Linked DNA regions of Homo sapiens: region 1 is linked to region 2. The links are chromatin loops, found by intact Hi-C in ENCODE. Cell type or tissue: CD4-positive, alpha-beta T cell. All regions are shown on one strand. Each heading gives the region's core, and the rest is flanking DNA. Links, peaks and the distances in the headings are about the cores only. Region 1 overlaps CEP97 (centrosomal protein 97). Region 2 holds the start of RPL24 (ribosomal protein L24).

What was found. A loop is a pair of places that touch in the nucleus more often than their neighbours do. Peaks named below come from ENCODE experiments on the same cell type or tissue, not always from the same donor. Only the 100,000 strongest peaks of a DNase experiment are listed, where the experiment ranks them.
Region 1: it touches region 2 in a loop (2.5-fold over the local background); 24 of 110 quality-filtered maps call a loop at or near these places.

What each region holds. Positions count from the first base shown.
Region 1 is chr3:101,767,652-101,775,823 of GRCh38, forward strand. It overlaps CEP97 (centrosomal protein 97), which reads left to right. Exons shown (of 11, transcript NM_024548.4): 11 at 1-2,911. Among named protein-coding and RNA genes, the nearest start is that of NXPE3, 7.5 kb to the right of the region's middle. RefSeq lists an enhancer at 1,898-1,977. In CD4-positive, alpha-beta T cell, for the core only: no CTCF peak of the experiment used is centred there; a DNase peak (open chromatin) is centred at 1,760.
Region 2 is chr3:101,683,044-101,691,522 of GRCh38, forward strand. It overlaps RPL24 (ribosomal protein L24), which reads right to left and starts at 3,675. Exons shown (of 6, transcript NM_000986.4): 1 at 3,629-3,675; 2 at 3,439-3,514; 3 at 2,775-2,885. The coding sequence starts at 3,633. LOC124906262 (endogenous retrovirus group K member 5 Gag polyprotein) reads left to right here. Exons shown (of 3, transcript XM_047449415.1): 2 at 1,852-4,346. The coding sequence starts at 4,336. RefSeq lists enhancers at 3,072-3,261, 3,252-4,451, 3,422-3,911, 3,922-3,971, 4,882-5,435 and 2 more. In CD4-positive, alpha-beta T cell, for the core only: no CTCF peak of the experiment used is centred there; DNase peaks (open chromatin) are centred at 3,778 and 4,358; H3K4me3 peaks cover 2,260 bases; H3K27ac peaks cover 2,215 bases.

The DNA of each region.
Region 1 (8,172 bases), core at 1-4,000, 82 kb after region 2:
CCTTTGCCTTGTTTCTTTAGCCCACAAATAGTACTCAGCATACTTTCATTAAAAATTTGGCACAATATGATAATTGTTAATATTCTGTTCTTCGTCTGTGTTTTATTTAACTTTTACTAGTGTTTAGAAGTGCAAGAATATTAAATAGCCCCTTCCTTAACTGTACATATTATCTTGAATGTAGATAAAATGAAAATACTGTAAATTAGAGTGTAGGAAAACTGGCATAGAGTTAATATATTTTAATGGGTTTACATTATACTTTAAAAGTAATTTATATAATTAAAATATTTGGTTTTAACTCTATGGGCTATTCTTTGGTTGGCTGAAGAGGGAATGGGTCTAGTAAGGTTTGGAAAGTTAAGCTTTGAACATGGTCTTTGTGTTTTTTTCCTAACAAGGAAAGGTTTAGTTCAGCTGTGCTATTTTAGTACACATCAGTTCTCTTGATTTATGGAAGATTCAGTTTATCAATTAAGAATTCCTGCAGAAGCACAGAATCATACCATGTAAGAGTTGGAAGGAAGCTTAAGAGATTTCTGTTCGAATCTCTTTGTTTCAAAGATGAAACTAAAGCACAGCATGTTAAATGACTTGTCTAAGTTATAGCTAGTTAGTAGTAAATAAACTGAAAACCTATATGCTACTGTAGTCCAAAATTTTATTATGTCCTCTTAATCTTTACATTTAGTGAGTCAGTAAGGAAATCTCTGCATATTTCTCATTCTCTTTGAAAGAGGAAAAAAACTTCTAAGAGAGCTACAACTCTATCACTCATGACAGAGTTGCTTGTAGAAAATAACTAATTCCTTCAGAACCCTGAGTGAATTTTTTCTAAGAAATGTGACTTGATTAAAATGGTTTCAAAAGAGCAATAGTGGAAATTAAAGTTTTAGAAAAGAGACCTGGCGTGGTGGTTGACAACTGTAATCCCAGTGCTTTGGGAGGCTGAGGCCAGAGGATCACTTGAGGCCAGGAGTTCAAGACCAGCCTGGACAACATAGCAAGACCCCCCTCTCTACAAAAAAAATTTTTTTCTGAAAAGAATAAGTACATTTTAGAGTCCATTTATTTGACGACAGGCAGTATGACAGGTTGCTGAGGTATATAAAATTTTCTAGAGAAATGCTGAGTTTGATGACATTTTATCTTCAGTTTTGTAGAACAGATGTTAAAATGTTAACTCTCCTGGTGTGCAGAAAGCTGTAATCATGACAGTTGATAATATGCAATTTAGTTTGATTTTATAGGTTTAATTATAAAAGGCTTCACAATATGCATGTTTTAGGAAAATGTTCATTTATTTAGTCATATAATCGTTTGTATATATGTAAATAACTTTATTCTGGAATAATGTGGGTGCCATCTTGAGCGTGTGTTTTTATCTGTTTTGGATTATTTTTTGTATACAAACACCATAATACTGTATTTTCCTGTTATCTACTTAAGTCTAGTTCTACTTTTTCCCAATAATTTCAGGAAAATACAAGCTTGAGATATTATACTATCTCCCTTGGTATTTTTTGTGTGCAAAGTCTTAGAATTGGATTTATAACATTGATAATAAAAATATAAAACGTTTTTCCTCGGGAGTTAAGATGGTAAAAAGAAAAAAATAGAATGAATATGATCATTTCTCCATCATAAAGGAAAGAAGAGACTTCATTGTGTGTGTGTTTTTTTTTTTTTTTTCGAGATAGAGTTTCACTGTTGTCACCCAGGCTGGTCTCAGCTCACTGCAACCTCCACTTCCTGGGTACAAGCGATTCTCCTGCCTCAGCTTCCTGTGTAGCTGGGATTACAGGTGTGCAACCACAAGGCTCGGCTAATTTTTTTGTATTTTTAGTAGAGATGGGGTTTCACCATGTTGGCCAGGCTGGTCTCGAACTCCTGACCTCAAGTGATCCACCCACCTCGGCCTCGCAAAGTGCTGAGATTACAGGTGTGAGCCACTGTGCCCAGCCGAGACTTCATTGTTTAATGTATATTTTTATTTTTTCCAAACACCAGCTCGAATCAGAGTATATTTTTATTTTGCCACATACCTTTAAAAGGTATTTATTGTGTCATAATGTTTTAAATGTTAAATATATGATACCCTCATTCATGAAGTGAAGCAGAAAGGGTCTGTAAGGAACATTCTAAACATTTTTAATGATATTGCTTTTACTGATCAAGCTTGTTGTGCCATATTAAAATTAAAAGTCAAATAAACAAAGCAGTCCTCACAGCCTTGGAAAGAAATAGATAATTGTCTTCTTAAGATGAGGTGCTTTTTATCTGTGGATGAATGGAAATCACACTGAATTTTAATTCTTATTTATTTTAGTGGATAGCAGGAATCACTCTGTAGTAGTTGTGTTCATTTTCTTTTCTTTTTCTTTTCTTTTTTTTGAGAGAGTCTCGCTCTGTCACCAGGCTGGAGTGCAGTGGCGTGATCTCGGCTCACTGCAACCTCCATCTCCTGGGTTCAAGTGATTCTCCTGCCTCATCCTCCCGAGTAGCTAAGACTACAGGCACACGCCACCATGCCCAGCTAATTTTTATATTTTTAGTAGAGATGGGGTTTCACCATGTTGGCCAGGATGGTCTCAATCTCTTGACCTCGTGATCCACCCAGTTTGGCCTCCCAAAGTGCTGGGATTACAGGCGTGAGCCACTACACCTGGCCTTGTTCATCTTCTAATTAAATATCTTTGAATGTTTTGTAATAATTTTAATGTTGACAATAAGAGTTTAAAAATAATTTGATTTTGGACTGTATTTAGATTTCTCTTTAATTTTGCTGTAGAAATAGTAAATGATTTAAAGTGGTTATGATGTGTTTTATGAAGGCTTACTATTTTATATTGTACTTATTTAATTTGTATTTGAGTCTGTCTAATTTTAAATAAAAGGTTTATACATTTGAGTGCTTCATCTGTTTATTTTAGTGATTAGTAGTAATGATTGTTATTCATTGTGCTTGTAATTAATGGATAAAGTTCAGAATAAATTGCAAATAGAACCCTACTAAGCAATGTCCAGAGTATTCTCATTATATAAGTGAATTTACAATAAAACAGCTTTTGCCTTATGAAAATGGATATGAAGTGGAAGGAATGCTAATTCAGTTTTATTCAGTATAGATTTCGTTACCTCTAGATACTCACTAGAATTCTCTAGACAGAGAAGAGCAGACATCCTTCAAAGAGCATAGATGACATCGTCCGGGGCTAGTGAAGGTAGTGAGTGTTGGGGGGTAAGTTGAGTAGAAGCCCTCTCATTTGACACTATTGGAACCTGTAGTTGGTTAGCGAATAAAAAAATTACAGCAGGGAGTCATAAAAGATTATATATATATGATATATATATGTATCTATGCATCATAAACTTTAAAATATTTTTATTGAAATATAATTGGCATATTTAAAGTGGACATTTAAAGGCATAATTATTTTTAATTTTTATTTCCTTTTTTAAAACTTTTAAGGCATATTTAAAGTTGCATATTTAAAGTGGACAATTTGGCTGGGCTTGATGGCTCATGCCTGTAATCCCAGCACTTTGGGAAGCCGAAGTGGGTGGATTACTTGAGGTCAAGAGTTTGAGACCAGCCTGGCCAACATGGCGAGACCCCATCTTTACTAAAAATACAAAAAGATTAGCCGGGCATTGGTGGTGGGTGCCTGTAATCCCAGCTACTTGGGAGGCTGAGGTAGGAGAATCGCTTGAACCCAGGAGGCGGAGGTTGCAGTGAACCAAGATTGCACCATTGTACTCCAGCCTGGGTGACAGAACGAAACTCCATCTCAAAAAAAGTACAAAAAAATAAAGCGGACAATTTGATAAATTTTGACACATTGTGCCCATAATACATCACAACAATCAAGATGGCAAACTTATCTATTCCAAGAGATTCCTCATTCCCTTCATGACACATCCTATTTTACCTGGTTTCTTTTACTTAGCATGATTATTTGAGATTCGTCTGATTGCTTTCTGAGTAGTATTTCATTGTATGTATTTGCCAAAATTTGTTTATCCATTAATCTGCTGATGGACATTTGGGTTATTGATACATTTTGGCTATTCGAACTGAAGCTGGTGTAAGCATTTGTGATTAAGTCTTTGTATGAACATGTGTTTTCATTTATTTTGGGTAACTACCTAAGAGTGGAATGATTGGATCTTACAGTAGGTATATGTCTTAACTTTTTAAGAAACTAACAAACCAGTTTTGTTTTCCAAAGTGGTGGTAGCATTTTGCATTCCCACTAGCAGTATATGATGGTTCCGGTTTTTCTACATCCTCACTAACATTTGGTATGGTCAGTCTTTTTAATTTTGTCCATTCTAGTGGATACATAGTAGTATTTCGGTGTGTTTAATTTACATTTCCCTAATGATTAATGATGTTCAGCATCTTTTAATTTATTTGCTGTGTGTCTATCTTTGGTTAAGTGTCCCTAAATTTGAAGTATTCAAAAAATTTATCCATTTAAAAAAAATGGGGGCCAGGCACAGTGGGTCACACCTGTAATCCCAGCACTTTGGGAGGCTGAGGCAGGCAGATCACTTGAGGTCAGGAGTTCGAGACTAGCCTGGCCAACATCATGAAACCCCATCTCTACTAAAAATACAAAAATTAGCTGGGTGTGGTGGTGCGCACCTGTAATCCCAGCTATTCTAGAGGCAGAGACAGGAGAATCATCTGAACCCGCGAGGTGGAAGTTGCAATGAGCCGAGATCACACCACTGTACTCCAGCCTGGGCAACAGAGTGAGACTCCGTGTGAAAAAAAAAAAAAAACAATTAAATTGGGTTGTCTGTCTCCTTATTTTGAGTTGTAAGAATTATTTAGGCCAGGCACGGTGGCTCACGCCTATAATCCCAGCACTTTGGGAGGCCAAGGTGGGCATATCACGAGGTCAGGAGATCGAGACCATCCTGGCTAACACTGTGAAACCCCATCTCTACTAAAAATACAAAAAATTAGCCGGGTGTGGTGGCATGTGCCTGTAGTCCCAGCTACTTGGGAGGTTGAGGCAGGAGAATCGCTTGAACCCAGGAGGTGGAAGTTGCAGTGAACCGAGATCACGCCATTGCACTCCAACCTGGGTGACAGAGGACAGAGCAAGACTTGGTCTCAGAGAAAAAAAAAAAAAAAAAAAGATTTATATAGTCTAGGCACAAGTCCTTGAACAAATATAAAATATTTTGTCTCAGTCTGTGGGTTGCCTTTTCATGTTCATGATCATGGTTTTTGAAGAGAAAAGGGTTAAGATTTTGATGAAGTCTAATATGTTGATTTTTAAATAGTTTGTGCTTTTGGTGTTGTGTTTAAGAAATCTTGCCATACCCAAGGCCACAAAGATATTCTAAGTTTTTTTTCTAGAGGTTTTGTAGTTCTGGCTCTTACACTGAAACCTATGATCCATTTCATGTTAAATTTTTATATGGTACGAGATAAAGTTTATGGTTTCTTTATTTTTTACATATGATTATCCAGGTATCCAGCACCATTTGTTGAAAAAGATTGTCCTCTCCCCATTTAACTGTCTTGTCACCTTTGCAAAAATCAACTGGCCATATACGTATGAATCCATTTCTGGATTGTCTTCTGTTCCAGTGATTGATTTGTTTATATTTCAATACTACACCACCTTCATTACTATAGCTTTATACTAAGTCTTGAAATCAGGTAATGTTTGAGTCCTTTGTTTTTTTCTAATGTTCTTTTCTTTGAGTATAGATGCTCTGTAGTTCTGTGTCTAAATTTTACCTATAATGCACCATTTCCATTTTTAGTTTCTTTAAAATAGAGTAAGAATTTAAAAACATGTATAAAGCCATCAGAATGCAGAATACTTCTAGGTGTTTATAATTTCTCCATCTGATTTTTGACACATTTCTTGCCCATACCTAACTCAACTGCAGTTTTTTTACCTTTTTAAGCAATTCACTTTTGAGTCTTTCCGAAACACTCAACTTTGTTTTCCTTGAATATTTTTTGTTTTTACACTAGATTTCAAAGGTTCACATAATAAGTGCTTAGATTGCCAGGCGCGGTGGCTCACGCCTGTAATCCCAGCACTTTGGGAGGCCGAGGTGGGCGGATCACAAGGTCAGGAGATCGAGACCATCCTGGCTAACATGGTGAAACCCCGTCTCTACTAAAAATACAAAAAATTAGCCGGGCGTGGTTGAAGGCGCCTGTAGTCCCAGCTACTCGGGAGGCTGAGGAAGGAGAATGGCGTGAACCCGGGAGGCGGAGCTTGCAGTGAGCCAAGATCCCACCACTGCACTCCAGCCTGGGTGACAGAGGGAGACTCCGTCTCAAAAAAAAAAAAAAAAAGTGCTTAGATTATATTATTATAATCACGTTATAACTGGAATAAACTGGTTTGGAAACAAATACGACTCAAATTGGTGGGAGCAGAAGTCCATATTCTGGAGAGGGAGTAGGATAGCAAAGCTTTTCTTGTATTGTTTCATCTATCTTTGAAGGAAAAGAAAACTTTTTGCCCCCTCAAACAATTGAAGCTGATTCCCAGTTTGGTGATGAAGTGGATGTTGGTGCTTCATCAGATCTGAATTAGCAAGAGTATTGGTTCCCAAACTTTCTGGTAATCATAATCTGGGGAGTACATATTGTATGATCCTATTTATATGAAATTCTGGAAAAAGCAACACTATAGGGAGAGAAAATAGATAAGTGGTTGTTAGAGATTGAGGAACAGATTGACTAAAAAGGGCTTGCATGTGGGAATTTTTAGGGTGAAACTATTTTGTATGGTACTGTGATGGTGGATACGTTTGTCTACAAACTTGTCAAAATCCATAGAACAATACATCACAAAGTCTGAACTTTTTTCAAGTTTTGCCAAAAAATAAATCTCTATTGAGGATGTCAAGGGGATCTCAGAATGGAATGTGGACTATGACAAATGACACCAACTGTATTACAAATTTATGACATAACCTCACTGAGCTAGAGACAAAAAGAACTGTATAGGAACACTGTACTCTGGTTGGTAAATGTTTCTTACAGGGGTACAGGTTGTCTATTCTGTAACTGCATCTATACTAGGCTTAAACAAATAAGTAAATATAGATAATCATGGCCAGCTATCTCACTGTTAGAAAAAGAAATTACAAATATGCAAAGGAGAAATGCAGGAATGAACCCTGTGGTGCTGGATTGGAGTTGGAGATATCAATATGAACTCATGTCTACACAGGTAGTTATGGAAGTAAATATAGACATGTATGTCTATATAAATGTAAATGTATATATAAAGATACAGTGCATATGTTTATACATGGGTTAGTATACCCATGTACATTTTTAGCTCTGTACAGGCCTAGAAAGAATGATCCTTCAGTAGCAACAAGCATACATAGCACTCATGTCTTGGTCTCTACAATTCTTCAATAAAAGGGAACAAGGCTCTTTGGAGAAATGGTTGATTCCAGGGGCGGAGCAAAGAAAAAAAAAGTGATCCCAGAACATCTTAAGTGCCAGAAAGTAAGGAAGTGATAAGCAAACAAATGATCAAGCATGTAAAAGAGATACATGAAGCAACCTGAAAGAGGTCCCAATGGCAAAAGCTGAAATAATTTGAGCAGCAAAATAACAACAGATTATAAATCAAGGAATAAAATAAATATCCATGAGTGCACCCTGATGTAAATTATTGAATAAATAGCTGGAGAAGAAGGGGCAACTCTTTCATTTTTTTTTCTAAGTTTTTAATCCTCTCAGGGTACAGAAGGACAACTCTTAGAGAAGACTTCCAAATAATAAATGCAGAAAGAATGAAGGAAATAGGAAAATCACCATTCGAAAACCACTATAATAATTGCTACAACAGAAATCCACGATGAATACCTAAATTAGTGGGCAAAACTATAAGAAGAGATAGAATATTTGTGTAGCTTCAAAGTATCTTCCCTTAAATATATATTGATTATTATGGTGGTTTAAACATGTACCCAAAAGTTCATTGATACTCCTTCCTTCATAAGATAAAGCTTAATTTCCCTCTCCTGAGTGTGAGCTGGATTTAGTGACTTGCTACTAATGGATGGAGTATGGAAAAAGAAAATTAGCAACTCTATTGCGGAGAAACGTAGCATATAACACCTCAATCAAATGATCATGGTTAACATCACCAGTGATAAATCATG
Region 2 (8,479 bases), core at 2,239-6,238:
AAATAAAACATGTTTTCCCTTATGGATTAAGCCCTCTATTACAAATCCTAGCCATTTTTTTACTACCTTAAAAAGACACACAAAAAATTGAACTCTAAGGAAAATGGTTATTCCATGAACTGCATAGTAGTATAAATGAAGACTGTTTATACTTTTAATAATTTACTTATTGAAAAAAATTATCATATTCAGCTTTTTTAACTCAAAGGACTGTCACTAGGAGAAATAAATTAAGACAATTATTTGACAGGAGAGCCACCAAATGTTAGGTAGGATTTGTCTGAGAAGGTATTGTGGAATCTAACACTTTCTGTAGATTACTGGAAATCTATACTACAGTGTTTATGAGAAAAAGATCTTGCAGTGCACCTTTAAGTCAAGAACAAAGTATATTCGAATAGTTGTTTATTAAGGCACTGACATGCAAAATTACCTTAAAAACTTTTAACAAAAATAAGGCACATTGGTGGTTTACAGACATGCTAATTTTAAACTTTTTAGAAAGATGCAATCTTATTGTTTCTACAGTAAAATGGCAGTTTTTCTACAGTAAATGGCAGTATTTACCTGTTTAATATTCTTGTCTCAAACGAACACTTAAACATTTTTTTTATTGTGGTAAAAATGTAAAGTTGACAATTTTAACCTTTTGGTTTTTCTTTTCTTTTTTTTTTTTTTTTTTAAAGACTCAGCCTTGCTCTGTTGCCCAGGCTGGAGTGCAGTGGCATGATCTTGGCTCACTGCAACCTCCGCCTCCACCTCCGGGGTTCAAGCAATTCTGCCTCAGCCTCCTGAGTAGCTGGGATCACAAGTAACCGCCACCACGCCCGGCTAATTTTTGTATTTTTAGTAGAAACCGGGTTCCACCATGTTGCCCAGGCTGGTCTCTAACGCCTGAGCTCAGGCAATCTGTCCGCCTTGGCCTCCCCAAGTGGTAGAATTACAGGCGTGAGCCACCATCCCCAGCCTGTTTTCTATTTTTTTAAGTAGAAACTGGGGTCTTCACTACTATGTTGCCAGGTTGGTTTCAAACTCCTGGGCTCAAGCTCAAGGGATCCTCTTGCCTGGGCCTCCCAAAGTGCTGGAATTACAGGCGTGAGGCACTGCACTAGGCCCATTTTAACTTTTTTTTTTTTTTTTAAATGGAGCCTCACCCTGTCACCCAGGGTGGAGTGCAGTGGCACAATCCCAGCTCACTGCAACCCCCCACTTCCTGGGTTCAAGCTATTCTCCTGCCTCAGCCTCCCAAGTAGCTGGGACTACAGGCACCTGCCACCATGTCCGGCTAATTTTTTTTTGTATTTTTAGTAGAGACAGGGTTTCACTCTGTGGGCCAGGCTGTTCTTGAACTCCTGACCTGGTGATCCACTCGTTTTGGCCTCCCAAAGTGCTGGGATTACAGGCATGTAAGCCACCATGCCCAGCCTCATTTTAACTTTTTAAATTATAATTTAGCTATGCAGGATGGCTCGCGCCTGTAATGCCAGTACTTTGGGTGGCCAAGGCAGGAGGATTACTTGAGCCCAAGAATCTGAGACGAAATTGGGCAACATCGCAAAGATTTCTGTCTCCTCAAAATATATTTAAAAAATAGCTGGGCCATGGTGGCATGTGCCTGTGGACCACGGGGTAGGCGGAGGTGGGAGGATCACTTGAGCCCATAAGGTTGAGGTGGAGTGAGCTGTGATCCTGCCACTGCTCTCCAGCCTGAGCAACAGAGGACCTGTCTCCCCAAAAAAAAAAAAAAAAAAAAAAAAAAAAAAAAAAAAAGGTATAGTGGCCTTATGTACATTCATAGCGCTGTGTAGCTATCACCATTATCCATCTAAATAACTTTTTTTTTTTTTAAAGGTCTCCTATGTTGCCTCAAACAATCCTCCCACCTTGGCCTCCGGAGGAGCTAGAGTACAGCCGCTGCCACCAAGCCCGGATTTGCTATGACACTGATATACAAGTTATAGAGTCCCTGCTTTCAACTGTTTTAGGGTATAACTTAGAAGTGGAACTGCTGGGATAATTTTTATGTTTACCCTTTTGAGAAAACACCAAATGATTTTTCACAGCTGTTGCATATTTAGCAATGCACAAAGGTTCCAATTTCTCCCCATCCTCACCAACACCTGTAATTCCTGTTTTTTTTTTTCCTGAATAGTCACCCTAATAGGTGTGTCATATCCACTTTTAAGTTTCTCCTTCCTCTGAACTTTCAACATATTTTATGTCTGATGGCATTTATTTCTCACAATACCTAGAAAAGTCCTTCATCCAGAAGGTGTTCAGTAAGTATTCCCAAGCCTCCTGAATACTAGTCCTACCATGGCACTCAAACTTTTTCTCATGTATAACCCAGCTAAAAGGACACTTAACAAGGACCAGAAAAACCACTGTTTTTCTAGTGAATGAACTAGTGTATGGTGGACTGGTTCATGGTCCACTGGCTATGTTAGGACTAATCCTGTAAATATTGCAATCAAAACCAAATTATGGTAACTTCTCAATTTCCTCCCACTGGAAAACTAAGCCCTTCCACCCTGCCCTATAACGCAAAGGTGCTTAACGTAATTTATCTGACTTTAAAATTTCAACTCGGTATTGCTACTAGCCTAAAATATATAGAGACAGTTTATAATATCTTTTTCATTTTGCTGACGCTTTACAGTTTAAGAGCTCTTTCGCATACAGTCTGATTTAATTTTACAGAGCAGAAAACCAACGTTCAGAGAGCTTTGACAACTTAAGAGATAGCCCCCAACATCAAGGCGTATTCCACTTACCGACTGTCCCTTTTTGTGCTTCCTTCTGTAGAGGACAGTCCAGTTTATCTGCCGAGGATTCCTCTTGGAAAGGAAAGCCGACTCGCATTTCGCATTAAGAAACTGGAAAACCTAGAGTGACAAATGCAAAGGAATTACTATTTAACTATACAAAGTACAAGAGGCTGAGTAAGCTTGGAATCCTTAGAAGATCAATATGCTAGTTCTGGCTTATCATTTTACAAAACTGAGGCCCACAAGGACCAAAAGGCTGTCACATAACTGGCAGGTAACTGTGTCACACTATGAAGGTCCTTGCGTTTAGTCTTTTCTCGAGAGCAGGAAATCTAGGCTCATAGCAAAGGACAGGGTGGTGCGTCCTTCTGGGAAGCATTCTGCTCTTGTCCGTCCCAGGATTCCAAAGGGTACCTCCGTACCTCAGTTATTTCCCTTACACCGGGACATCAGTTACATAAACCCCTCCTGATGTCCGACCTGGCTCACAATAAATAATCAACACTGGTTCACTTAGAGGTTTCTGGTCCTAACGACCAGTCCACAGAGCGTCCACGAAGACTTCCAGAGGCCAGTGGTGATGTGGGGAATAAACCCGCCTAAACCGAATTAAACCAGCCTTTCCTCCTCGGAGTACAAGAAGGTAGGTGAAGCCGACGCGGCTTTTTACCTTCCCGTCGGTCCTGGCGTAGCGCCTCCCGTGTCCGGGGTAGATCTTGTACCCGCTAAAACTGCACAGCTCGACCCTGCAACAAAAAGTGAAAGTCCATCAGGGAGGGTGTCTACAGCCATGCCAGGGACGACAGAGAGGAGTTCTGCCCGAGGATGTAAGCGGATTGGGAACCACGGGTCGTGCTTACTTCATGGCGACAGCTCCACGGAAAGACAAAAGATGGCGAAAAGAAAGAGAGAATCATGGGAAGAGACCTTATAAGGTCGCTGCGGGGATGGGGGCCGGAAATCTCCTCCCCAATATCCTTCGATGCTCCTGGCCCTCCTTGATGACGTAATCATCGCGAGGCGAAAGATCTCGTTTTCCCTGACAGCTGACTTCCTCTGGCGCAATTCATCCAGAGGCGCTGGAGGGTTCTCGGGCCCAGAGGGCCTGCCAAAAAGGCAGTCAGACAGTTGGTTTATGAGTCATTCTGTCTCTGTCTCTCCTCTCTTTTTTTTTTTTGAGACGGAGTTTCGCTCTTGTTGCCCAGGCTGGAGTGCAGTGGCGCAATCTCGGCTCACCGTAACCTCCGCCTCCCAGGTTCAAGCGATTCTCCTGCCTCAGCCTCCCTAGTAGCTGGGATTACAGGCATGTGCCACCACGTCCGGCTAATTTTGTATTTTTCGTAGAGACGGGGTTTCTCCATGTTGGTCAGGCTGGTCTCGAACTCCTGACCTCAGGTGGTCCGCCCTCCTCGGCCTCCCAAAGTGTTGGGATTATAGGCGGGAGCCACTGCGCCCGGCCCATTCTGCCTCTCTTACTGCCAAGTATCCTAGAGCCATCTTCCGGCTGCAGGGAATGTGAACTGAAGAGAAAGGTGTCCTCTCTTCTCATAAAGAGACCCAAAGACGAATGCCCCGCAGGTAAAACCAGTCACATTTTGCCTTCCCTGTTGGCCCATTTCCTCAACCAAACAAATTAATAGTTTCACCATTTATAAGAAAGTAATGACAACCGAACCGTTTCTCAGGCTGTGCGAATCGAACAGTGCGCGTTGGCGCTTTGCATTAATTATAATTAACATTCTTTGAGCGCTTTCTCTGTGCCGGGAATTATGCCAAAGGCTTTTTAAACATGAGCTCATTCAGTTTCCAAAATTCCTATTAAGTACCTGCCTAAGAACTACAATTCGGAGTTGCTGCCTAGTGAAGTTGAGGGGGTCGGTGGAGCCCCGCTGGGAGGCCAAGGGCTCAATCTGTTGAGCCCTTCTATGATGCTACATATTTCATCGTATGACAAGGAGTGGCCAGAGGCAATTCTTGAATTCTGTGGGAGGTTGCAGTATATGACTAGGAAACAAATGTAATGACTGAGTTCTGCTTTCTATGTATGCAACTCACCCTAAAAACGTTTTGTAAGGTAGCTGGTTGAAGATATTTGGAATGTCTAACAAGTTGGCTGACTAATGTCATGAAAACTGTACAATTGTGTTGGAGCCAGTCTTTTTTTTTTTTTTTTTTCCTTGAGACGGAGTTTCGCTCTTTCATTCAGGCTGGAGTGAAGTGGCGCGGTCTCGGCTCACTGCAACCTCCGCCCTCTGGGTTCAAACGATTGATTCTCCTGCCTCAGCCTCCCGAGTAGCTGGGATTACAGGCGCCTGCCACCACGCTCGGCTAATTTTTGTATTTTTAGTAGAGATGGGGTTTCACCATGTTGTCCAGGCTGGTCCCAAACTCTTGACCTCAGGTGATCCACTCGTTCTCCCAAAGTGCTAGGATTACAGGCGTGAGCCACCGCGCCGGGCCTGGAACCAGTCTTAAGAATGATGTTAGGTGGCCAGTCATGGCGGCTCATGCCTGTAATTACGGCACTTTGGGAGGCCGAGGTGGGCGGATCACCTGAGGTTAGGAGTTCCAGCCCAGCCTGGTCAAAATGGTGAAACCCCTTCTCTACTAAAAATACAAAAATTAGCTGGGCGTGGTGGCGCACGCCTGTAATCCCAGCTCCTCGGGAGGCTGCGGGAGGAGAATCGCTTGAACCCGGGAGGCAGAGGTTGCATTTAGCCAAGATCGCGCCACTACACTCCAGCCTGGGCAAGAAGAGCAAAACTCCATATCAAAAAAAAAAAAAAAAAGGAGGCCGGGTGCAGCGGCTCACGTCTGTAATCCCGGCACTGTGGAATGCCGAGGCGGGCGGATCACGAGGTCAGGAGTTTGAGACCAGCCTGGGTAACACGATGAAACCCCGCCTCTACAAAAAAAAAAAAAAATTAGCCTGGTGTGGTGGTGCGCGCCTGTAGTCCCACCTACTCGGGAGGCTGAGGCAGGAAAATCGCTTGAACCCGGGAAGCGGAGGTTGCAGAGAGCCAAGATCGCACCACTGCACTCCAGCCTGGGCGACAGAGCGAGACTCCGTGTGAAAACAAACAAACAACAACAACAAAAAACCAAAACAAAACATCTTTCAGAAATAGTCCTGGCTTCTACAAGATCCAAGGCACAGCTGAGTTTAGGTAGCCGGTGGAACCAAGATCCACCTGAAGGAATGCAGTCCTTTTTTGTTCCACAGAACCTCAGAATTTATAGTCCCTTCCCAATATTTTAGAAAGATTTTGTTTTATTGTTCTTTAAAATTACGTTTGGCCTGACTGGTTCTGTGGAAGAAATGCAGGAAACTGGACCTTAGGGATTTTGGCTGTATTTCACTCTTTACTGGAGGGCCTTCTTGTCAGGGTTCCTTGTAACACACTCCCATAACAAACAAATTGTGCTCAAAATGCTCTTAGAATAGGGAGAAATTTTGCAGAGAGAGACCTCTAAATGAATTTATATTATACAGTGTCATAAAGTAGAGCTTCTGACACCATCCGTAAATTATTGCTGACTTTATCCATGCTTTTGCTTTTATCATAGGCAAAAGGTTCAGCTACACTCTATTCTCTTTTTATTCATTTATGGAGCAATACTGAACCAAACTTGGTGCCCTTTTCAGCCTCTGTCCCTGTGAGAACAGTGTGTTGCTTCCCTTCACAGTTTCGTCACCCATTTGTACATATTTCCCTGCTATATTAGTTTCCTGTAGTTGCTGTAACAAATTACTATGGACTTGGTAACAACACAGATACATATTTTCTCACAGTTCTGGAGGCAGTAAGTTCAAAATCAGTATCACTAGGCTGAAATCAAGGTATCTTTGTGCTCTCTGGATCAAGGATCTAAGGCAGAACGTGTTCCTTGCTCTTCCAATTTCCACTCATCTAAACCACTCTTGAATTCCTAACCCATAGAAACTGTTAGATCATAAATGTGTGTTGTTTTAAACTGTTTAGGGGAGTAATTTGTTAATATAGAAATAGGTAATATAGGAGGTAAGGAAAAATTGACAATGAGGACTTGGTGAATCGTGGTATCATTTGTCAAGAGTTGACAGATAAGAGGAAGGGAGTAGGTTTGTCAGGGAAAGGGTTAATTTTTTTTTTTTGGAGACTTGTTGCCCAGGCTGGAGTACAATGGCATGATCTTGGCTCACCACAACTTCCGCCTCCTGGGTTCAAGTGATTTTGCTGCCTCAGCCTCCCGAGTAGCTGGGATTACAGGCATGTGCCACCACACCCAGCTAATTTTGTATTTTTAGTAGAGATGGGATTTCTCCATATTGGTCAGGCTGGTCTCGAACTCCTGACCTCAGGTGATCCACCCGCCTCGGCCTCCCAAAGTGCTGGGATTATAGGCATGAACCGCTGCGCTCAGCCCGAAAGGGTTAATTTTGAAAAGGCTGGGTTCAAGATGCTGATAGGGATATTAAGGTACAACTGTGTAGTGGGAAGTTAAACATGTTCAGAAGAGTGTTTGTAATATGATTTATTTTATGTTTTAATTTTTTTTTGAGATAGGGCCTCACCTTGTCTCCCAGGCTGAAGTGCAGTGGATGATCAGGGTTCACTGCAGTCCCTACCTCCTGGGCTCAAGTGATCATCCCACCTCAGCCCCATGAATAGCTGGGACTATAGGTGTTTGCCACCATGGCCAGCTAATTTTTTGTATTTTTGGTGGAGATGGGGTTTCACCATGTTGCCTTGGCAGGTCTTGAACTGGACTCAAGCGAGCAGCCCACCTCAGCCTTCCAAAGTGCTGGGATCACAAGCGTGAGCCACCATGTCCAGCCAAGGATATATTTTAGTAGTAATGAACTTATGGTGACAGAATATGTGGGATAACGTCACCTACTGTCACAAGCTGGCTTCTCTGGAAACAGTTACTGAGACTGACTTTGGGGTTCAAGATATTTGTTACAGATCAAGTCTTGTGAAGGGAAGGGGGAGAAAACAGTGTTAGGCAGAGGAAGAAGTTGCATATGTTATAGGCCCAACTAAACCTCAGTCAGGCCGTGTGTGGTGGCTTATGCCTGTAATGCCAGCACTTTGGGAGGCCAAGGTGGGAGGATTGCTTGAGCACAGGAGTTTGAGGCTGAAGTGAGCTATGATCGCACCACTGCAATCAATCAATCAATAAACTTCAGTCAACCCTGCCAGGAGCTATGGAACAATTATTGTTTGTTGGAGTGTTCTGTGTTGGGCTAAATGTGAAGCCTCTTTATACTTCTACCTTACTCAGTCACCATATGGGGGCTGCCCCAGAGAGGTCATGACCTCAAGTGAGGAAGTACTCAGCAGCTGAGCCAGGCCCTACTGATAGCTGGAGGATGCTGCTGCCCATGCTGCCCACTGTGAGGCAGCAAGCCCTTGCTTGAAGGGGGATCTGGATAGTATGTTTCTGTGTCTACCACCCCTAGAAATGGTGCCTAGAGTGAGTCATCACAAAAAGAATCAGGATAGCTTGGTGTAGTGGCAGGTGCCTATAATCCCAGCTACTCAGGAGACTGTGGCAGGAGAATGACTTAAACCAGGGAGTTGGAGGTTGCAGTGAGGTGAGGTCACACAACTGCACTCCAGACTGGGTGACAGAGTGAGACTCCATCTCAAAAAAAAAAAAAAAAGAAAAGAAAAGAAAAAAGAAAAAGAATCAGGAAATACTAATATTTAAAGGATAGGTGAATG